Linked DNA regions of Mus musculus: region 1 is linked to region 2. The links are chromatin loops, found by intact Hi-C in ENCODE. Cell type or tissue: left cerebral cortex. All regions are shown on one strand.

Region 1 (4,000 bases), 59 kb before region 2:
TATAAAGGTTGTGTGTATGTTTTATCCGGAAACTAAATGATCAAAGGTGGGTAGTAATTTGGGTCCGGATTAAATAATTTGTCCAACAAAAGTGAAATACGGATGTATGTAAAGTATCCTCACATTTCTCAATTGGAATCTTTAAACCAGTGGTTCTCAACCTGTGAAGTATAACCCCTTTGGCTAACCCCTATCTCCAGAAATATTTACATTTATGATTCATAACAGTAGTAAAATTACAGTTATGAAGTAGCAAAAAGAAACAAACAAAAACGTTATGATCAGGGGTTACCACAACATGAGGAAGTGTTAAAGGGTCCAGCATTAGAAGATTGAGAACCACTGTTCTAAACAGCTCCCAAAAAGTCTGACTCCATTTCTTCCTTCCCACTATTATATTCCACAGATAATCTTTCAATACAAATGTGGCCAGTCCCTTAAGTACCAACTTGTAATTCATAATATCTGACACTTTGACACTTTATTCATCTATTTTCATTTTGCTTTTCTTCCTAGAAAATTCAAATCAATTCAGGCCTTAGTTTTCATATCTCTTCCTTTAAGGAAAGTGTTCCTGATTCCTTCTGGTCTTATAATTATATAATCCTGTGCCCTGCTGTTAGGAACATAACTTAAAAATCATTCTCTGTAACTTGGAAACCATTTTGTATGACTTGAAATAACGCAATGCATGTGCAATAGAAGTTTGCCACCAGGTAGCTCTGATGAGACCTAGAAGCAAACCACCGGCAGGTCACCTGGAAGCCCAGTTACCAGCCTAGCCCCGGACGGTCCTTGATATGGTTAAAAACAAAAACCTAACCACAAGGTGGTGTTAAGATAGTGAACCAAACCCAAGTTGTGAGCTTGATTTTCAGAGCTCAATGAAATGATACAAAGGTTGGAACTTTGGGATTTGTGCTCTCTAGGCATCACATTTATAGCCAGTGTGTTTATATCCATTGGCAAGAATGAGTAAGTATTCAGCTGCCTTATTCTAGCACTTTCCCCAAGACTGTATGTTCAGTTTCTTCTCGTTCAATTACCCAGAAGCTCAGTTATTCAGAGGTGCCTCTACTTGAGTATTGTATTCTTACTGTTGGTTCTAAGTATGATAAGTTCGGAATAAGCGAATCCAAATGACGTAGTCCTGTTAGTAAACAAATATTTTCATGTATCCCAGCCAGATTCACTCGTTTTCCTTCTCATTTCCTCTGTATAAGCCCCCTTTTCGTGTCTTTATTTCATTAGTTGTATGGTCCTATTTTCTTGTTCATGCTCTGGCTCCGCCCTCCCTCAAACCCTTGAGATCCCTTTGCATCATATGCGAGCAGGTATTCGCTGTTCCTCAAGCGAATCCATCTTCATTATCTTTTTTTTTTTTTTTTTTTTTTCCTCAGAGCAGCTAGACTAACAATATTAAGATTGACATAAAACACCAACCAACCGTACAACCGGGGACGCTGCCCTTAACTTCCAGACAGCTAGCACACACTTGTCTCTCCAGAGATCCGGCGTGCTCCGCGCACGGTCCCTTCCCCCGGAAACGGAAACTGAAGAGATGAGGAAAGCCCGGGAACCCACTATTGGTTGGGGGATCTGTTTTCCGACTGAGCGAGGGCCTATGGCCCGAGTCAACGGGCTTGCGGCGCCGTCGCTCTGGGCGGCTCGGCTCCCCATTGGTTTCTTAGGGCACCGCCCACCGGCGGCCGGGGATTCAGTGTGCTGCGCGCAGCTCCCTTGCCCTGCTGGGCGCGCAGGTTCGGCTTGGACCGGTCGACTCTTTCCCTAGACGCTGGCCTCCCCGGGCCGTTCTGGGGTGTTCCGCGGCGGCGGGAGTCCTGGCTGGCGGCTCAAGTGAGCCTCGCGGCCGTTCTCCCTCCCGCCGGCTCGGACTCGAGAGGTGAGTCCCAGTGCGCCCTGCTGCAGCCGCGGCTCACTGCGCGCTTCCCCCGACACCCGTGGCCTTGCCGCTCGCCCACCATGGCGGGAGATGACGAGGCCGCCGGGCGCAGGCTGGAGGATGCTGGGGAGCAGCCCCCCTGGGTGAGAGGCGCTGTCTGCGAAAGCCAAGGCTGTCCTGTGGCGAGAAGTCTCCTGCACGGACCGTGCCTGCTTTCCGGCTAACCCGGCCCTTTATTTGAGAAGAGAATGAAAAGGAACTGTAACAAAAATGGCAGTGTTCTGCCAGAGGAGAAGGAACTCGGAGGGATGTAGCTCAAGGGATCGCGGGATGGAACGACTGCTGAAGTCTGTTCTGTTGTCCCGGCCGGGTGTCCCTAAAGGTCTCCTTGGGGCAGTGCTTGGTTTGAAAAATGTGTTTACTCCCAGAGGAAAGTGCATGGCTGCCAACACTTGGTGCTGCCTTGTAGTTAGTTGACTGTGAAGAGAATTGACCCTTTAGCCCTACAGATAATCACTATCCGTTATAGATGCTCCCTGTGGATATCTGCATTTCATTGGTTGATTATGGGCATGTGCATTCATGTGGATGTTGGTGCATATGTGCCGGTAGTGTGTGTTAATTTTAGATGTCTTTTTGGATCGTTCTTAACTGAGGCGGGGTCTTACTCTAACCGGGTCCTTGTTGGTTAACCAGCTTGCCTCGGGGAACCCCATTCTCCTCCTCCCCAGTTCTGAGTGCTCCTCAACTTTTAAATGACTACAAGGATCTCAGTTCCCATTCTGACGCTTGCAGGACACGTGCTTTTAGCCACTGAGCTGTCTAGTCAGCCTCCCAGATTGCAGTTTTCTTGTGTATCTGTTAGGTAGTGTTTTTCTGAGGAATTGCAGAAAAGAAGGGGACATTCTCTTAGGAGGTCTTGGTAGGAATTTCAGTTGAGGTGATTTTGTTTGTATTACATAAAATATCTTAAAAATCGGAGATGTTGTATAAATGCATTTGAGGCTGAACAGGCATACCCTGCCTTTTTGACATTTGGATACCTTGTTGCTGTCATTTACAAAGTTCGTGGCTGAGAATATCACAATACAGTTACAGAAAATTTTGCAAAAACCACTCATAATGTTTAAGCACGTTTACAACAAGGATTCGTGGCTATCCTTGACTATATAGGGCTGCTCACCTAGTGATTAAAATACTAGATCTGGGAATGGGGCATAGCTATGATCCCACTACTCTTAAAACTGAGGCTGCTAAGTCATGAGTTCAAAGCTGGCTTGTATTATAAAGTAAGACCTTCACAATAGTAAACTAAGGGACTAGGGGTGTAATACAGTTGATGAAGTGCTTGGTTTAGCACACTGGAAGCCCACAGCTCCACCCCAGCACTGCATATGCTAATGATAGTGATACAGGCCTGTAACCTATCTAGCACATGGGAGGTGGGGGCATAATCAGAAGTTCAAAGTTATCTTTGGCTACATGGTTGGAGACCAGTCTGGGACTCATGAGATAATTGTTACACACACACACACACACACACACACAAAGTAAAAGAAAATGTAACAGGTATTAGAGAGATGGCTCAGTTGGTAAAGTGCTTGCCTTGCAAGCATGAGAACCTGAGTTCAATCCCTAGAACCTACATTTAAAAAAAAAAATGGTGGCAGGGAGCTTGCCGTCTTAGGGAGGCAGAGACAGGCGGTTCCCAGGGCTTGCTGGTCAACCAGCCTAGTCTACAAGTCCATGGCTATTGAGAGACCCTGTCTCAAAAAATAAGACAACTGACTCCCGAGGTTGTCCTCTGACCTCTGCACTTACAAGTACACAATAAACCCCCTTAGGGAAATGGCCTGTGATAATATTTAGTTACCTAGAATATTTTTATGAGTCCTTGAAAATTCACTCTCAAGAATTATTTATCTTTTACTAATGAAAATTAGATAATAATATTCTCTGTAGTCTGACCCTCCCCCACACTTTCTCTCCTCTCATTGCCTGGAAGTTCAAAGCTATATGTTTTGTTTTGTGATGACATGTTATAAGTAGTTTTCAGAGAGGGTAAGATTCTTATCCAGTGGCAGGAAGTACTTTACA
Region 2 (4,000 bases):
ATATACCGTTCACCTCTGCACTGTGAGGCATAAAGCACGTGAGTAAAACAGCTCTCACCACTGACCCAGAGTCAAACAGTGGCCCTGCCACCCTGCAGCATGGTGGGCTCGGCCAAGTCATCTGACCTCTTCATTTTCTTCAAAGGCATTAGTATATCACCTAGCAGAGTATGACGCAATATAAATGCTCAGCCCCTCTTACACCTTCCCTGCTCTGCCCACCACTGCTTCAACCTTACACCCTGTATCTCTGCTGCACACAAACGCACAAACCCACACTCCAAGATATTCACGTAGACAGAATAAAACTAACACATTCAAGAGGCTAAGCTGTAGCTGAGTTGGTAGAGTGCTTAGCTACCATGCACAAGGGTTTGGTCCCCAGCACCACTGGGTGTGGCGGCACACATCTGTGATCCCAGCACAAGGGAGGTAGAGGGTAAGCCAGCCTCAGCTATACAGTCAGTTCTAGGGCAGCACGAGCAAGAACTGAGGCAGACAGGTCACTCCACAAACGCACAGAGCCAAGGCAAGAAAAGGCCAGAACTGCTGCCCCTGAACACACGTCAACTGCTACACAGAGAAACAGAGAGGAAAAGCACTGGGCCCCTACCCACATATTCCATGGCTGTGCACTGAATGGTGGGAGAGTAGTGTCACCAAAGAACCAAAACAACTCAAAACAGTGTGATGTGCAATCTGAGAGTTAATAGAATTGAATAAAGGAAATGTGTTTGCCTCAAACAGGTATTGTAAAAGTATCTTTTATTCACCTGGTATAATTGTCGTCTCCCATCTCTCTGCTAAGCTAGGCCTAGTTCTGGAAGCTTATAGCCTCCATACAATCTTATCTAGGCCTATTATGTTTTCAGACTCTGAGAATTACTGCCGAATAAGCTCACCCTTTCTAGTTCTTTCTGAGCTTGCGCTGGCTGGCTGGTTCAACTCAGCTGTTCTGGCTCAAACTCCTCTCCAAGCTGCCTGATTCATCTGGCTTCTCTCTCAGCCTCTGACTGAATGGTTCTGCATGGCCTCAAACTAAGCCTGACAATCCTCTCTAATCTTCTGGCTGCTTCTTGTTCTTTGGCTCAGTCTGTCTTCACTTATGCATAGCTTGTTTTCTCTATCTGCATCCTCTCTATATATAACTGTCCCAGTAAAAACTGCCCCCAGTCTCTCTCTGCACTACCCCTTAAGTAGCCCATCTTTTCTCCCTGTTCTGGAGAGAGCTGGGCATATCCTATTCTGTCAAATCTTTCTCTGATTCCTCACTTTGTCTGCCATTCAATTAGACATCACTTTCAAACATGGATGCTTCCTTCTACAAACTAATTTTACCTTCATTGTTTGAGATTAAAGATGTGTGCTAAGGGCACACCACAACTAGAAAGGTTCCTCCCACCCACCATCGGTAAATAACACAATCTCGGGGGTTCACAGTGTGACCAAACATCCTGTAACAAGCTACCAACGAGACTGATGTAACTTGTGGCTTTCTTGTTATACAATAAACTTCTATTGTGAGATGACACGACCACGTCCCGGTGTTTTTCTCGGACAATGTGCTCACAGTACAGACACATTTAAAGCATTATTTGAATGGGCTGGAGCTGCCGTACAATGGAGAGATGGGAATATCCATTGTCAATCTACATGATCTTTAGCCCTCTGAACAGCCACTTGCTATTTTTCAATTACACGAGAGCTCTCTTTGCACTTGCGTGTGGTTTTTCTTTCATTTACGCATGGCTCAAGACCTTTTCCAGAATAATCAAGGGCCGCGTGGCATAGCCTTTATTCCTGGAGTCAGCACCCTCACCCCTCCTGCAGCAAGGCAGTTTTCATCTGCAACCTCTCCTTCTATATTCATGTTCCCCCGGCCCTCTGCAGTCACCACAGCCAGCCCGATGTGCACCTCCAGCGAGAAGAACAGACAGCCCCCGCGAGCCCTTCAGTGGTTCACAACTCACCAGTCGCAGAAGCTCTTTCAGTGTATCACTTCCGCTCTGCTCTGAAGCTCCTGGCTTTGTGGAAAGAGTTGGGCAGAAGTGGTCCTGTGCGTTCTGCTTCCGACTCCAGGCCGCTGTGTGAAGTTGGGCGGAAGTTGTCCTGTGCGTTCTGCTTCCGACTCCAGGCCGCTGTGTGAAGTTGGGCGGAATTGGTCCTGTGCGTTCTGCTTCCCACTCCAGGCCGCTGTATGAAGTTGCTGGGCGACAGCGGGTTCTGCTTCTTAGTGAGGTTGTGGGTAGAGCTCTCAGGGGCCGAGGGGTGAGGTGCGTGGTCCTCCGAGTCCTAGTCGGTGTGATGAGGAGAGACTGACGGGAGAGTAGGGCGTCCCCTGCGGAGGGCTCCGGGCTTCACTTCTGTGGCGCACAGACACGCCTTTGGAACCCGCAGGCATGCCGGCCCTTGTAGTTGAGGCTTTTCCGTTCCCGCAGCAGTGGTGCTGAGCGCAGTGGGTGAGTGTGGGGGAAAGGCTTTTATCCTTTTCTCCGTGCACTCAAACGCCTGCTGCGCCCCACGTTGGTGCAAATTTATTTCTTGGGATCCTCGTGGTGAACTCTCGGGCTGGAGATGGTATTCCTGGGACTTTTAAATACGATTGATAAGTTAGCAAGATGTGGCGTTTGGGAAAAAACAAAACAAAAGTGTGAAGTATAGAAATGTATTGTACAGACGTCTTAAGTAAAGTAGGTGTCCCGGGTAAAGGGAGCTCCAAGTGCCTATCTAGAGCACTAGACCTGGAGGTGGGGCTATGCCTCCCTTGCAGAAAGCCTTGAAGAAAATGAGTAAAGTAAGTGCGCACTGGGGTGGCTTGTTGCATTGGGTAGGATCAACACTTTTATGATAGGATTTTCATTTAGAGGATGCTAGTCTAAGCTTTTCGTTGTAAATCTACCATAAAGATGAACAAGTATGGTGGGAACTTGATAGGGTAAAGTGAACTAATTCCTCTCTCTTGTAGGAGATTTGAAAAATTAAACAGTGCTTCCTAGAACCATCAAGAAGGAAAATGGTGAGTATGTATCATAGAATTATTCTAACTGGGTGGTTGGTTGCTTGTTTCTAACCCCTTTGGGTTCCCTGGAGCTGGAGACACAAGCAGATGTGGGTGCTGGGAACTGAACAGGCCCTGCTGCAAAAGCAACAAGTCCTGGTACCTGCCAAGCCTGCCCTCTCAGCCGCCCATTACATGGTTTTTAATTTGTGTGTGTGTGTGTGTGTGTGTGTGTGTGTGTGTGTTTTGGTTTTTTGAGACAGGGTTTCTCTGTGTAGCCCTTGCTGTCGTGGAACTCACTCTGTAGACCAGGCTGGCCTCAAACTCAGAAATCCGCCTGTCTCTGCCTCCCAAGTGCTAGGATTAAAGGCATGTGCCTCCACGACTGGCTGTTTTTTAATTTTTAATGAATATTTTTTTGGAGGAAGTCAGACAGGATAGTGAGTGTGTAGCTCAGTGGCAGAGTGCGTTCCTAGGATAAGGAAGGAGAGGGGAAGGGAGGGGATGTGGCGAGGGAGAGACTGTGTGTACCAGTATAGAGGGAACAAAGTAGAATAAACAAGTGGACATGATCATTACAACGTTACCCTGCTGGTGTGGTCCCAGCACTCAGGAGGTAACCTTGCTCCCAGCCTCTATAGGCCGTCGCAGTCTCAGACCTTTCATTAAAAGACACAAAAGGAAATAAACGAGCAAACAGTGTGCCCTTTCCCCGCAGAGATGAGCAGCACAGGTAGAATAGCAGGGAGTGTAGCTCCTGTGTCCACTGAAGCACCCCACTCACCTCCACCCTGGCCCACTCACTGCGGGACACTGTTGTAAGAAGACAGGCACATGCATACACTAGCAAGATTTTGCTGAAAGGACCCTGATATAGCTGTCTCTTGTGAGACTAGGCCGGGGCCTAGCAAACACATAAGTAGATGCTCACAGTCAGCTATTGGATGGAGCACAGGGCCCCCAATGGAGGAGCTAGAGAAAGTATCCAAGGAGCTAAAGAGA

What was found. Peaks named below come from ENCODE experiments on the same cell type or tissue, not always from the same donor. Only the 100,000 strongest peaks of a DNase experiment are listed, where the experiment ranks them.
Region 1: a loop joins it to region 2, with 3 times the contacts of the local background. A loop is called at or near these places in 3 of 42 quality-filtered maps.

The regions. Positions count from the first base shown.
Region 1 is chr1:58,502,675-58,506,674 of GRCm38, reverse strand. It overlaps Orc2 (origin recognition complex, subunit 2), which reads left to right and starts at 1,566. Exons shown (of 18, transcript NM_008765.3): 1 at 1,566-1,903. Gm15834 (a long non-coding RNA gene) reads right to left here and starts at 1,559. Exons shown (of 4, transcript XR_865442.3): 1 at 1-1,559. In left cerebral cortex, a CTCF peak has its summit at 1,741; a DNase peak (open chromatin) is centred at 1,621; H3K4me3 peaks cover 2,231 bases; H3K27ac peaks cover 609 bases.
Region 2 is chr1:58,443,605-58,447,604 of GRCm38, reverse strand. It overlaps Ppil3 (peptidylprolyl isomerase (cyclophilin)-like 3), which reads left to right and starts at 2,119. Exons shown (of 7, transcript NM_001285827.1): 1 at 2,119-2,459; 2 at 2,966-3,016. The coding sequence starts at 3,014. It overlaps Nif3l1 (Ngg1 interacting factor 3-like 1 (S. pombe)), which reads right to left and starts at 2,454. Exons shown (of 7, transcript NM_022988.3): 1 at 1,971-2,454. In left cerebral cortex, a CTCF peak has its summit at 2,242; DNase peaks (open chromatin) are centred at 985, 2,070 and 2,326; H3K4me3 peaks cover 2,124 bases; H3K27ac peaks cover 1,507 bases.